Linked DNA regions of Mus musculus: all the other regions are linked to region 1. The links are chromatin loops, found by intact Hi-C in ENCODE. Cell type or tissue: left cerebral cortex. All regions are shown on one strand.

Region 1 (5,000 bases):
ACAGCTCAGAGCAGTGGTGTGCCCAGAAGCCCAGTAAGTCAGCGGCACCAGGATCAAAAGGGCTTCCAAGGGAAACGAGAATATTTGTGAGAAATGGCGAGGCTTGAGATACTTAAAGAAGTGTAGCTCAGAGTTTGCCACAAAACCAGGAAAGAGGGGGCCAAGTATTGTTGTCCTGTGGGCTCTGAAGAGTCTTGAAGTTCAAGAGCTGGATAGGGCTGCTACCAGCAATGAGGTCAGAGCTCTGTTGCTCCCAGATTAGGAATTCATAAATAACTGGGCATTCAAGAATGCAAAGTGTATTCCTGCCCCAGTTGAATATGCCAAATTCAAGTACAGACACAGGGTGTAAACAAGAGAGATCCGCCACTCATCCTCAGGAATGGGAGAGGAGGAGGGGCCTTCCTCCCAGGAGGCTTCTTCTCTTGGTCGTTAGTACCGTTGGGTGACTGTTCTCACCTCAGAGAGTGTCTAGCCACAGGCTCACTGATTTGTCCTTGGTTATTCAGGAGTTCTGTGACCTCAGCACTGAAGACCTTATTCCAGGAATTCTCATCAGGACCAGTCACTCTAGTTGGAATTCAGGCAGAGAAGTGGGAGACAGGACTCCCTTCTCTCCTGTCCTAATTCCCCGAGCCATGGGTCTGGGAGCAGGTTCACAGGACTCTGAGAACTCTCTGAAGGTGACCATGGGGCTTTGAAATCTAAGAGAGAGCGGGAAAGAGGAAGAGAGGGAGAGAGGGAGAGAGGAAGAGACAAAGAGACAGCGAGAGAGACAGAGGAAGAGAGGAAGAGAGATGGAGACAGAAAGAGACACAGAGAAGAATGTGAACTTTCTTCTTGCCTGCACGCTGACATCCCATCATCCCTATACCTGAACGAAAACCTTTCTGGCCCTAAGTTTATTCAAAGAATCAAAGACTTGATGAACATTTCTAGCAAAAATTGTGGCTAGGACTGTGCACCCACCTCTCCCCTAACGATGCACCTAGAAACCTAGGACACACCTACCTGCACTGAACTGCATAAACGACCCACTTCAAACAACACGTCAGCTTACTTCTTCCTAGCAACCTTTAGCAACTCCTCGCTTTGTATCCCACTGTCATTTGAATCTGCAGCGGAACATATCTGAGTGCACTAGGCGGGGGCTGTTGTGTCCTGAACTAGTTTGGGGTGCACTAGCAATGTGGCAAACCAAGCTTCTTCTTTCATGTATTCTGGTTGGATTTTTGTCAGCTTGATACAGACCTTGACATATCTAGGAAATCATAATTGAGAAAATGCTTCCATAGACTAATATAGGAAGGCCCAGCCCACTGCATGTGGTGCCACCCCGAGCAGGGCATCCTAGATTGTATAAGAAAGCAAGCTGAACAAGCAACTCGTGAGAAGCACGGCAGTAAGCAGCACTAATCATGACCTCTGCATCACGTCCTGCATCCAGGTTCCTGCCTTGAGTTTCTGCCTAGACTTCCCCGGATGATGGAATACAAGATGGAGGCTGAAAGAAACCCGTTCCTCCCCAGCTTTTTGCCATGGTGTCTTATCACAGCAGTAGAAACCCTGACTGAGATATCATCTTATGCCTGTGCATAATTGGGTATGCATATGGTTAAAATCAGATGCATCATGGGAAAGGATGCACACAGGTAGCTATGTGTGCAGAATTCAAATCTGTAGATTTAAACGGAGATCCACCCATGGTATGCACCTTAGTAACTAACCCTTGCTCCACGTGGACCCCAGAAAAGGAAGTCCCAAACAATAACTAAAGCCGTTGAGTAGCACAGCTCAGGGAAGCTGCTACTCCTTTGCATCATAACCAGTCTGCACTATCGCTTTGCTTCTGAATAAACTTTCTTCACCATTTTGAGTCCTCCTGTGCTTAAAAATAAATTTGAATAGGCTCCAAGAACATGGGGACCCTAGGTCCAGACATCCAGACAGTGGCCTCTCGTATCAGGATGAAGTCACAGTGTTCATGACCCAACCACCTCTCAAAGATGGGGGCCACCCTCAGGGGCTCGTAATACTGGTACTGGGTGAGTGGAGGCTTGATTTTGAAGTTACGTCCAGCTCAAAGAGCATAGTACCTACTTTGTTGTGGCCCGGACATTCATTCTTGCTTTACGTAGAAGGCCTGGGTCCTAGCCAACATCTGGCACTTTCTCTTGCCAATACTTCAACACCAGACGCCAGCAGAGAGCCAGCCTGGGATCCTGTTAGTAACTAAGTTCCGAGGCCTCGGGCCTCCGAAAAGCCTATGAGATCATGTGACTGTGAAAGGGTTTTTACGTTTGTGGACCTGATGGTGCCAACAGAAAGGGGATGTGTGCCATCTAAACTACGTAAGGTTGCTTGGGATTCTGTTCCTGAGTTTTGAATGAAATATTTTGGGCATTTATGTCTTGAGAGTCATAATGGACTTCAAAAGCACAGGAGTGGGGAGGGGGCTGCTAAAATCCAGCTTGTTTATCCTTGAATCTTGATACTCATCTTCCTACCCCAAGCTGTGACTGGAATATTCCACACATTTAGTTCCTCCCATGCAGCGATTTCATTGGCAAATGGACAGAAAAGGAAAGGTCTCCATTCACTGAGTAGCTGGAACGAATGACACAAATTTACACTCAATTCCCAACCTTTCAAATTGAGTTGGAGTTGAAACCGTAGATCACTTTTGCTGGCAGCTGACGTTTTGTGTTCTCCCTTATGGCCAGCAGGGGGCGGGCTGGGCCTGGGAATGTGCTGGGATGCTCCCTCTCCACCAGCTACATGCAGTTTCCCCAAATCCCCTAGGAAATCGGGGCTGGCCTCCTCCACGGCCCCACTCTCCACCAGTTAGGGGCAGGCCGCTTTCCTCCCCACCAAAAAATAACTCTGGAATTCTGGGCTTTGGCTTTCCTGTAGGGCCAGTCTATTCCAGGGACTGGAATCTGTCTCTTGGGGGCTCAAAGCCAGCATCTTCTGACAGGGCTGGATCCCAGCCTCCCTTCCACTGCCCTTATGAGGACATTCTGAGTTCCCACAGTAAATGTAGCTCCTGGTGAGTCTCAGAATCAACTCTTGCCAACAACACTCTCCACTCCAGTCCATCCTATGCAGGAGCAACCTTCTCTATGACTTGGTTTTCTCACCTGCAAAATGGGACTAAAGTAGAGTACAGTAGAGTATGATTGTAATCTCCATGCTAGGGAAGTTCAAGGCTAGCTTGGGCAGCTTGCTGAATCTTAGGCTATCCTGAGTTAGATGACATTCTGATTTAAAAAGCCACAAAGGAGTGTGTGTGTGTGTGTGTGTGTGTGTGTGTGTGTGTGTGTGTATGTAACAAGGTTACATAGCCAGCCTGGGCTACAGGAAAACCTGCCACAAAAAGGCATGTGTATAGGTTAGGAAGGGGCTGGAGAAATATCTCAACAGTTAAGAATGTTTGCTGCTTACCCAGAGGGCCCAATTTCAGTTCTTGTCACCAGTTTGGAGTGGTTCATAATGGCTTCACTCCAGCTCCAGGGGACCCAACACCAATGTCTAGCCTTCCATATGCTCGGCACACATATTGCATGCATGCAATATGTGCCCACAGACACCTAATTTTTTTTTAGAAAAGGAAATGATAAAAGAGACTAAACCACTGTTAAATGCTTAGAAGTAGCTTAGCACTGAATCTATGAGAGATGCTGTAGGCATGGATGCCTGCAGTTCTTGGAGACTGTGGGACATGTTTTCCTTTGGCACTTGCCAGTGGACCACACAATGATGTCATAGGGTGCAGCATATGGTGCTTGCTAACCTACTACCAATCAGAAATAGCCTGAGCCTGGTTTGCCAGCCAGCAAGCCCAGGTCAGCTGGCCTCAATACCCAGCACTTGATTTCGACTCCAGACTGTGAGACTCTTGTGCCTGTGTGCTGAGGAGGGAAGTGGATGGAGGTTTTCTGCTGTTGCTCTGAATGCTAAGGTTGAGTTTCAGCCCAGACTCTTGAAGAGGAAGGAAACTTTGAAATTCTATACAAGTAGGGCTCATTCCAGTAGCCCCCAGAGGTATGCCAGGCTTCTGAGAGCTCCTGAGAGCCGCCAAGTCTTCCTTACATCTCCATGAATGGGTAAAACTGGGCAAAGGCCATAGACACAGGCAGGGTTTGAGTGCCAGCCAAGAGAGGCTCAGGGCATGATGGGAAGGACAGAAACCTTGTCCAGATGCAATCAGATGCTGTTCTGTGTGGGTCACCAAAGCACAGGAAACCAGGCGCTGGGCTCCTCACTGCACAAGGCTCTTTTGTTGAGCCTAATCCCTGTTGACCAGGCTTGGCCTCAAGGTTCTGTGCAGGGCCCTCCCCACCAGGCCCACCCCAGCTCTTTCCAGCCAAAGCCCCCGGGACGAGCTCAGGTTCCCTTTGGCTTCAATGGTAGAGACCAGATCTTGGCTGAGTCTGCCCCCATTTTAAGAGACTCTTTATTGCGGACAGGGCCTGGGTGTGCACACTGTATGAATTCCAACATAACCTCTTTTGTTTTTACCCTTCTTGCTCTGTCTGTTTTCCACTGATGGCCTTAGTCAGCTGAAATATTAATTACATAAAGATGGCCGGGCTGTCAAGCTGGAGAGGTTCTAGTCTGACTCCCTCTTTAGCAGACCAGGAACAGGCCCGAGAGGGAGATCCTTGCTCTAGGTCCCCCAACTGCTGCAGAGGCTCCTGACCCTCATCCCTGATCTCGGCTTCATTCTGTCTAGTGATAGACAAACTCCCTGTTTTAGGTTCCGAGTTCTCTGCAAGTGGCAAAACTCTCTTAAGACCCGAGAACGATATGGAGGGCAGGCCAGAGCGTGGGCCCTCTGGGGAGGGAAGTAGGGGTAGCTGAAGGACCCCTTGATCTGAGTGTGAGGGAACAGGACAGGGCACAGGCCCCTCCCTCCCTTGATCGAATCATTCGTCCAAAAGGGACCCCAGAAATGTCTTCAGACTAGAAAGGGACAGGGTCTGGAGGCTCCTGTGATA
Region 2 (5,000 bases), 790 kb after region 1:
GGAAGCAATGGCAGGCTTCCTGTGCTCTGTGAGTTCGAGGCCAGCCTGGTCTACATAATGAGTTCAGACCAGCCTAGGGTATGTACCGAGATCCTGCATTTTTAAAAAGTTTATATTGAACATAATAGAATTGTGATTATTATTTTCTCAGAAGCACCCTTAGTGTTTATTTAAGATAAAATGCAGATTTAGGAACTCATGCTTACTGTGTAGCATTTCCTTGTCTACCTTCATTAAGACTTCCCATAGTACAGTTAGAGCCTGCAGCCATCTCAGAACTCAAGTAAAAAAATGCAGGAAGCTTGTTGTAAGCTTCAAGCCAGAAAAACAACCAACCAACCCCACAAGCTGAGATGTAATTAATTATAGCAGAAAGTGATTTCAACAAAGGTACTGGAAAATGAATTGTGATAAAAGTACTGTTGTTTCGCCGGGCTGTGGTGGTACACACCTTTAATCCCAGCACCTGGGAGGCAGAGGCAGACAGATCTCTGTGAGTTCAAGACCAGCCTGGTCTACAAAGTGAATTCCTGGACAGCCAGAAACCCTGTCTCAAAACAAACAAGCAAACAAACAAGACAACAACAAAACAAAAAATGCTGTTTTTTTGTTTGTTTGTTTGTTTGTTTGTAGCCAGGGTCTCACTATATATCCCAGGCTGTCCTGGAAGTTGCTATGTAGCCTAGTCTGGTCTCAAACGAGCAGTTTTCCTGCCTCAGCCTCTGACCACTAGAATTATAAGTATGTCTGCCATGCCTGGCTAAAAATAATTGTCTGATGATTATTTCCTAAGTTTCCACATGACAAATGAGAAGTAGAGTGTGCTTTTCTGGTAGCAGTAATTTATTGAGCATTGCTTGGTTGATGGATGGTGTTGCATTGTGGTCTCGGATAATTAAAGTCAGTATCGCAGTTACTGTTCTCCCGAAAACACCGGAACCTTAGACCCAATCCATTTTCAACAACTCATTTCAACTTACTTTTTCTGTAACCAGCTTTGGCAAATAGGTGGCCTTCTGTTCTTCTGAAGCGTGTTTTCTAAACAGGTTGTTAATTATTGTGTTCTGGATGTCACACAGGAGAGCCACCGAAGCATCCACCTTAGCTAGTTCCTCTATCACTAGGACAGAGCAGAAAAAGGAAGCTTCTGTCCCTCCATATTGTGCTTCAACTTCAATGCCCATCAGCTAAAGCAAAGACAGATGAGGAAAGATGAGGCAGGTGCGGAAAGCTATTCATACCGGGAGACTGTAAATTGTTAAACTGTAAACACATGTATGACCTGGGGCCCCTTATGCTAGGCAAGCACCTTACCACCACCCAAGCTATGGCCATAGCCTACCATATATGCATTCTGAATTTTAAATTTTTATTTATATTTTAATTTGATATAGCTATTTTGCTGTAAATAATAGTCTATAAAAATTTTAGGTTTTTTTGGTTGCTTGTTTGCTTTTCCTCTTTTTTTTTTCTTGAGAAGGATAAATTTATGTTAGAGGTTTTATTCCACTTTGGGTCTTGGATAACAATGAAAGATGCAAATGCCTTGAAGCATAAATGAACGGAATAAAAAACCTAAGTATGCACTGATAACCTTCCTTATGAAGAAAGTACGAGCTGTTTTGGTATTTCCATACTGGCCCCTCTATACTGATTTGATGTAATAAGTGAATGCATGAATGTAACCAGCTCCCAGTGAACATGTCTGCAGCTTGTAGTTGTTGGCACAGAGTCTTCCAAGCAGGTCTTTTAATGGAACCTTCTCAGCAGGGATAATGACTGCACAAGCATCTATCTGGGGCCACTTTAGAAAGTCCAAGACGGTTAGCAGACAACACCTGGTAAGTGACACACCCAACAAGTCACAGTTGCTGACACACAACACTAAATGTTGGCCGTTTGATTTCAATGTCTAAGTCTGGAACATGAAATGTCCTTAGTACTGCTCTGTGTTTAACTGTCCTTGATTTAGGAAAGGCACATGACGTATACCAGTGGTGCAAGAGCCATGTCTGGTAGCAGGAAGGGTGAAGTGTCCTTTTTCTCTAGGCTCTCCTAGAACAGCAGTGCTGAGTTAGGGCTAGGGCTATTTCAGGGTGAGGATGTAGCCAACAGAAAGGCAGAACCACAAAGGCTGAGAACTGCAATGGAGTGGGAGGGGAAGAGAACTGACAGTGATTTCCGAGTGGGAGCCATTGTTAGCAATACTGCTCCTCGATAAAGGTCACAGTTCTCTTTAATCGGAAATTTGTGGCAGGTGACTAACACAGGGACTGAGGAGTTGGGAGGCAGTTGAGCTACGATAGCAGGAGTAGTTTCAGGAGGTGGATGGTGAGTGTGCATGGCCCTGAATGCAAGCTCTACCCCAGGAGAGCAGTTTTCAAGCCTTTCAAGCCGTGAGGCCATCAAAGTCCCCACAGAAGCATGGCCAGGGATGGGGTCTGTCCATGATGACAGCAGAACTGGGCTGGGAGAAGAACCATCGGGTCTTTGTCTAACACACCAGGTGTCTGTGCGGCCCCATATGTCTCTACAGGGGATTCCATTTCCTAAGTATTTCACTGATGACAAAAAATTAGAAAAACCATCAAAAGCTGGTCACATTGAAACCAGAAGAAAGGAAATTATATGGCATGGTGCCAAAAGTTATTTTTCAATAAGGTGACGGACAAGATTTAAAAAGGTGGTACTGAATACATACTTAGTATTAAAACCAACCAACCAAACAAACAAATAAACAAACAACTCCTTTGAGCCTAAAGACAAGGGAGACACCAGGAATTAGCATGGGGATTTTAAAAGACGTGCTCCTTGGAGTTCCCACACTGGCAATGCCCTACTCATAGCCAGATTAACTCTACTTTAATCTCTTCTACATGTCATACATGGTGACAAGAGCTATGTGACAAAGACTGTGTGAATCACAAAGCTGGAAATCTGCCTAACGTGGAACTCAGATATCAGCTCTTCTTTAAGACTGACACACAAACAAGAATGCACACAGTGTCTCTGGCCTATAGTGTTTGACAGAGCTAGTCAGCTCTTAGTTGAGCTTGCCTGTGTGTGTGCTGTAGGATGGTCAGTCTGTGTGGCCTGTAGTGTTTGACGGAGCTAGTCAGCTCTTAGGTGAGCTTGCCTGTGTGTGTGCTGTAGGATGGTCAGTCTGTGTGGCCTGTAGTGTTTGACGGAGCTAGTCAGCTCTTAGGTGAGCTTCCCTGTGTGTGTGCTGTAGGATGGTCAGTCTGTAGCGCCCAGGCTTCTTCCCACCAGGTGCTAGTGGCCTTCTCCTTCACAACACTGCCAATTTAAAATGTCAATCCAGTTAGAAATCTTTAACTGTATAAAATCAACTAAGACCTTAACAGAGAAGAAACACAGATACTTTGGACTAGGAATGAGGAATTCACTAAGGTTATTATAATCCCTCAATTGAAAAGTTTGCATATATTTTAATATACAAGATGTATTTAAAAGTAGTTGGCCAACACAAAATGGACTCTGCTTTTTGTGTACTTTTTTTTGGTTTGGGTATTTTTGTCTTGTTTATTTTGAATTTTTTTTTCTTTTCTTTTCTTTTTTTTTTGAGAAAGAGAAACAGAGAGACAGAGAAAATGAAATTGGGTGGGTAGAGAGGTGGGAGAAGACAGGAGAGGGGTAGAGGAGGCAAAAGGATATAATAAAATATATTTTATAAGGATTTAAATAACAAAAGCTTGAAAGCAGAATTAAGGAACACGTACCCCTTGCTGGAACAATCCCTGGATCACCGATTTCTCCATTTTTGAGTTCTCATCCATAGAGGAAACCAGAGGAGCAACGTGCTCCTGTGCAAATTTTTTGACTGTGGGAAAAAGAATTGCTGATGAGTTTATGTTTAAATAGATAGAGTGGATATTTTTAAGTTAAGAAAGAAATAGTTCATTAACAGTTTGCTGATAAACATTTTTAATCAATAAAACACACATGACTATATTTAGGTTTTCAAGATACAAATTAAAATTTCCTTCTATAAATACAGAAAGGCCATCCCCTAACCTGCTTTGAAGCAAAAATGTAAAATACGATGGAAGGCATAAAATGAAAAATGAAAGCCTTATTCTCCTATCTTGGATTTAGAGTTCATCTCCCCAAAGGTAACTGATTTTAAACCTATGTGTTCCTTCTGAAAGCTTCTCTCCAAAGTGCATCTCTGCCCACACGCTCTACCTGCCGGCTTTCTTCTAGTACACAAAGCAACCTACGACTCACATTCAACCTCCTCCCCGCTTCCTCCTCCCATCTTATTCTTTTTGCTAGTTTTTGAGACAGGATTTCACTGTGTAGCCCTTGTTGGCCTGGAACTTCCTGAGATCAGGCTAGCCTTAGCTCACAAAGATCTACTTGCTTCTGGCTTTGCAGTTCTGAGATTAAAGGCATATACCACCATGCCAGATGCCTGCAATCTCCCTGCCTACACCTTATCTTTCTACACCAGCACATCCCATCTAACATGGACCTTTTAACAGCTGCATGACCACACCCAGGAAGGTTTCTCCACCTCGGTCCTAAGAATGCTCTGGGCTGGCAAGCCTTTGTTTCGGAGATGCTTTCCCTGTGCACTGTAGGATGGTTAGTATCATGTCCTGACTCCAGGGCTACAGAAGAGACTGTCAATGAATCAGTTTCTGGGAAGAGAGATGGGCAAACCTTAACCTGTAACCTAACCCTTTATTCTGCTGTTGTTTTTATATTACTTTTTCCAAAATATTATGTGAAAAATCCCATTTATATGACTCTAAATCCTTTGGAGGCTAAGTAAGGTTATTTGAGCCCAGGGGTTAAGGTCATCATGGGCAACACAACAACACCCTGCTTCAAAAATAAACAAATACCCTGAAGCCCCTAAACAGAGCAACCACCGCAGAGATGAGCACATCTCCCGGGCTGATGTGTGCTGTTTCCCACGACCAGAGGGGCAAGAGGGTGAAGTTGAAGGTTTGCTTACCTGTCTGCTTCATCAT
Region 3 (5,000 bases), 60 kb after region 1:
TACATATGGTCCTTTTCTGCTAGAACTCTAGTTGGATCTTTTCCTAGTCTTCACTGGTTAGTTGGGACTTTAAGAGTGTGTCTTGCCCATGGAGCCTCTCTTCTCTGAGCCACACGGATACCTGGGACTTGCTTTCTTGTCTGTAGTGGCTGGGTTTAGATAGGACAACCCCTGTGAGTAAGTGCAGGAGACATCCACAGAGAAGAGCGCAGGGGATCCAATCCAAACCAATGCCTTCTTAGAAAGCCAGGGGAGGAGGGAGACTTCCTTCTTCTCTGGAGAACTGCTCTGGATCTTGATTCCCAATTATCCTGGGTTTGACAACTAGATCCAAGGCCCTCTAGCCATCCGCCACGGGCCCTGTGTCAGCTACAGTTTTCTCTCGCAATACCCTTCCACCTAGGAGTTCTAAAACTGCAATCCAAAGGTCGGCTGGGTGGTCTGATAGCAACAGTGAGGACATAGGAGTGAGGCAAAAAGTCACAGCTGAGCTGGCTAACATCTGACATTGGGGGCCTCAGGCCTGTGATTCCCCTCTAAATGCAGAGGCCTTAGCCCAATGCCCAGGTTCATCTCAGAGGCATTCTTGGGTCATATCCCAGGCCCTCAGGGACAGACTGACAGACTTAAGGACTAGTTGTCTTTGTGGCTGGCAGACACTGTGGCCCCTTGGAGGCAACTCTACTGGATCTTTAGAACTTATGAATTAAATGTACAGAGTAGACTGATGACAGTTGGGACCAATTCTGGATCATCTCAGAGCCTCTTAAATGTGGAGTATATTCTCCGCTAGATGGAGATAGAAAAAAATAGGGGTGATTTGAAGGTACAGTTTGGATTTGACCTGTGAATTCTGACTCTGAGATGCAGGGCACCCGAGGCAGCCCCTAGAAAGCACAGCAAGCAAGCTGCAAAACAGTCACTGCCAGGACCTGACTTTAGCGATTCATTGAGTGGCTATGAAAGCTACCCCCAACCCCAGCTCTCACCACAAATGAGTCCCTCAGCCACCACTACACGCACCTTGGTGCTGCTGCCTCTGACATTTAACCTGTGAGTCAGCGAGTCTCTTGTTTTAAACCTGTCTCAATGTGTTAGAGGAGCCATAGAATACTGGTGCAGAGCCCAGAGAGAAGCTAGGGCCACTGGCTTCTTTCCACTCCACTAAGAAAAAAAACTACGGCATGATGGGTAAAGATGGAAGGCACTTTATCAAAGGGAAGGTGACACCAGGGTTCTCCAGAGAAGCCTGGATTCCTGGAAGAGACAAATGCCCTCTTGTGACTTGTGAGATAGTAGTCTTCGGCTGGCTCTATTCTCTCCTACAGAGCCACACTCTGGACGGTAGGCAGCAGGGGTTCCCAGGCCCTTAGGCCCTGCTCCCAGGGAACTTCCTCCAGGGAATCCGGGATTCCTCCACGGTCTGGGGCAAAACGACTGGAGGGCAGCCTGCTGGTTATTACCTTAGCCAGTCTTAATCAGATTTGTTCTGCAAAATGAAGGAATGGAAGACACAGCCCTATAGTTCTCTCCACGATCACCATGCCTTACCTCTGCAGAAGGGGTGCCCAGGAGGACAAAATATCGGCCTCCTAGAAATGCAAGGAAGGCTGGTGACAGTCTTCTAGTGGCCTTCAACACCTGCTGGAGAGGCCCTGGGCGGGTAGGAGGGAGGGTGGGTCGGCCGGCGCCTAGCCTCTCCTGGGCGCGCCCCTGCCCGCCCCACTCCGGCCCAGCCCCGCCCGTCCGGCCTGTCCCACCCACCATCTGCACCCGCTGCAGCGCCCGCGCCCCTGTCCCGCGCCGTAGTCGTCATTTGTAGCCCGCCTGCCGCTCCCGGGGACCCGATCCTACCCTGGGTGCGGGGCAGAGCGGGCATGGCCCGTCTGGGGACCGCCTGCCCTGCGCTGGCGCTGGCCCTGGCACTTGTGGCGGTGGCCCTGGCTGGAGTCAGAGCCCAGGGCGCAGCCTTCGAGGAGCCTGACTATTACAGCCAGGAGCTCTGGCGGCGCGGGCGCTATTATGGGCATCCGGAGCCTGAGCCGGAGCCGGAGCTCTTCTCGCCTTCAATGCATGAAGACCTTAGGGTGGAGGAGCAGGAACAGCAGGAGCCGCACCAGCAGGGCCACAGAACTCCCAAGAAGGCCATCAAGCCCAAGAAGGCTCCCAAGAGGGAGAAGTTAGTTGCAGAGACGCCTCCACCAGGTAACTTTTGCATCGGGCAGCCCGAGGGGGCGCCAGCGATCGTGGCACTCCAGGGGACACCTGGCTTCCAGTATGTTTTCTTGAGTGAGCCCAGCCAAAGTCCTGTGGTGCCTGTGTTATTCCCTAGAGACTACATCTGAGCTAAGTTCAGCTTTCTCTCCCTGCCCCCTCAGGCAGAAACAGAATGGAGCTCTTTGGGAAGCTGCCTGGGGAGCGGCCCGGTGTCCCAATGCTCGCTGGCACAGCCTAAGGAGGCATCTGTTGCTTCTTCCTGCTCTGCTTATGTATTCAATCTTTAGAAGTGTTTTTTTCAGACCGATTTTATCAATGGGCATGTGACCGGCCGGTGTCACTTGGCAGATGGCCTTGGCAAGATTCAGTCAGTGACCTTTATTCAGACAGTGCCCTTCTCAGCTCCCTCCACCCCAGTCAGTGGGGCCCTTAAATCCACTATGCACAGAATGGCACAGTCCCAGCTGCAGACTTTGGATCACTCTTGGTCCCTGTAGCAGCCAAGATTCTGCCTTCTTGGAAAGGGCAGACTACAGGAGCCCTGGAAAGCTCTGAGTGCCTGGCAGCCTGGGATGCTCTACCCATCCCTTGGGCCAATCTCAAATCCATCCTCACTTTCTTCTAGTCCAGCCTGTATCCCAAACCTGTGAAGAGGGCTTTCTCTTAACTGTTTCAGATAGTGATTGCTCAGTGCAGGAGCTGTGTTCCCACTATTTCAATCACAGGAAGCCAGCAGGACAGTGACCAAATTCTATGGCCTTTGCGTTTCTTTGCCTGAAAGGAATCACGTGCCAGGTCACAGAGCTCTGGACTCAGAAGTGGCTTTCATTTGGTTAGACGAATATTAAATTCACCAGGCGGGGTGGCAAGGGAAGATGCTGACACTCTTGAGCCCCAATTTGAGGCTATCACCTTTGTATATGGCTGAGTCCCTGCCGTCTGCCATTGATAGTTCCAAAGGTTGGGCAAACCCAAATAGAACCACAGAGACTGTCTCTCCTTTTTCTGGGGGATGATGGAGATTAAGAGGTAGAAAAGCTGCCGTGGCTCTACATGAAGGGGTGGGATGTGGCGCTGAGTTTGGTAGTGTCCCATGGTCTCATTTAGTTCTCTTCTGGCTCTGGAAGGTGGCTAGCCCTGTCATGTTACAGATTAGCAGCCTTCAAGCAGGGGAAGGTAACTTATTTTGTCATTGTTCTGCTTGGGAGAATTGAAAGCCCGATTTACCAGCCAGGTCGTGGGGTTACCATTTTGGGACCTGGAATTTGAGTTCTACTTTTTGAGCCTCAGTTGCTTCACCTGCAGATAGAAAGAAAAGTGTCTGCCATTGCATTGATGCTGCCAAAGCCTTCTATAGTGTCCGTTAGTGTGCCCTGAACTTTGAGGTGTGCTTGTTGTGTGGGAGCTCTTCATTTGTTCTACACATGGTTTATAAGTGTCTGCCCAGCACTGTAAGGCGAAGCCCTGGGGAGAGAGAACATAAGGTGGAGAGGCCGTTCCTCCAAGGACTTCATAGAATTGTGTAACTTTGGGGAAGTAATCACAAGTGTGCTGAGAGTTGCATAGAACATGGAATATCAAGAAAATAAATGATAAAAGGGCCAGTGTTTCCCAGGGGGAGATGACTAACTAGGCCTGATTAATAAGCTCACTTATTGTTCGAGTATTCTCACTAGTGACCAATTACAGTCTTTCACATCCTAGGCTAATCAGTGCCTCCAACTAATGTGTCTGGGGGCTCAGTTATCACAACCTGGAAGTGGATCTCCTTTCTTGGAGCATTGGTGGTTATCAGCCTAGGAATGGGGGGTCTCTGAAAGAGAAACCAGGTATACTCTGTCATTTGCTTTTGGACAGCCATCTTGCAGACAGAAGTTGGCCATGGGACAGGTAGTTAACTGTTCCTGGTGAATACTTAGCCACCAGGTCCTGTCTCCAAATGGAAGACACACCCCAAAGCACCAGTATCAGGCTCACAGGCCTTGGGGGAGCTGCTTCCTGGCTCATTGCTCTTTCAGCCATTTTCCTAGTGAATCAAGTGGGGCATTTTAAAGCTTCCGCAGCTAGGATGAGTGTGACATTCATTGCGTAGTTTAAATTAATGCCTCTCTGTCTCCCTCCATCTCCTCCTGCTCCCCCCTCCTCTGTGTATGTTCAATAAAACTTTCAACTGTGGATCAAAAAGTCAAAGCTGCATGCAGTAGGGGAGAGATTAGGTTAGATTAGATTAAAATGATCTTGGTTAGGGGACTGCAAAATCTGTGCACTTCAACTGCACAGAGAGGAGATGATTACACCCCACTGAAAGTGGTGGCTTGTACTTTGCAGACACAATGTTGGAAAGGCACTTTTCTGTATGGCCGGCTGTTTTATGAGCGGGTTGCCAACCTTAGACATGTGCTTCAGAGGAAGGGAGTTGGTGTTCTGCTCTGGATGTTAGATGTAAATTTCGGGAGTTTACTGCATGACTGGGTTCCAGGACCAGCTAGGGGCTGAGGTGGGAGCAGAGGACAAGATTGAGCAGAGAACTAATTTGGGTAGCACGTGCACATCGTATTTGGAGACAGTGAAATGTTTCCCACTTAGCTCTTGGGAGCTAAAAGTTGGAGTTGGTAAAGGAGATATTGGAAACGTGTGTGTGTGTGTGTGTGTGTGTGTGTGTGTGTGTGTGTGTTGAGTACCAAGAGGGCATTTGTGTGGATCCCTGAGGAGGCTGGTGCAAGGGGTATTGGGTCTGGCTTTGAGTTTTGGCTTTAATCTTTAGTAACCAGAGAAATGCCCTA

What was found. A loop is a pair of places that touch in the nucleus more often than their neighbours do. Peaks named below come from ENCODE experiments on the same cell type or tissue, not always from the same donor. Only the 100,000 strongest peaks of a DNase experiment are listed, where the experiment ranks them.
Region 2: it touches region 1 in a loop (4-fold over the local background); 4 of 42 quality-filtered maps call a loop at or near these places.
Region 3: it touches region 1 in a loop (2.1-fold over the local background); 2 of 42 quality-filtered maps call a loop at or near these places.

What each region holds. Positions count from the first base shown.
Region 1 is chr7:132,211,411-132,216,410 of GRCm38, reverse strand. No RefSeq gene overlaps it. Among named protein-coding and RNA genes, the nearest start is that of Cpxm2, 59 kb to the right of the region's middle. In left cerebral cortex, a CTCF peak has its summit at 2,725 (motif pointing right); DNase peaks (open chromatin) are centred at 2,740, 3,825 and 4,112; H3K27ac peaks cover 319 bases.
Region 2 is chr7:131,424,616-131,429,615 of GRCm38, reverse strand. It overlaps Acadsb (acyl-Coenzyme A dehydrogenase, short/branched chain), which reads right to left. Exons shown (of 11, transcript NM_025826.4): 2 at 4,985-5,000; 3 at 3,741-3,841; 4 at 981-1,187. Among named protein-coding and RNA genes, the nearest start is that of Acadsb, 17 kb to the right of the region's middle. In left cerebral cortex, no CTCF peak of the experiment used is centred here; a DNase peak (open chromatin) is centred at 2,232.
Region 3 is chr7:132,151,491-132,156,490 of GRCm38, reverse strand. It overlaps Cpxm2 (carboxypeptidase X 2 (M14 family)), which reads left to right and starts at 1,750. Exons shown (of 14, transcript NM_018867.5): 1 at 1,750-2,205. The coding sequence starts at 1,878. In left cerebral cortex, a CTCF peak has its summit at 2,234; a DNase peak (open chromatin) is centred at 2,462; H3K4me3 peaks cover 839 bases.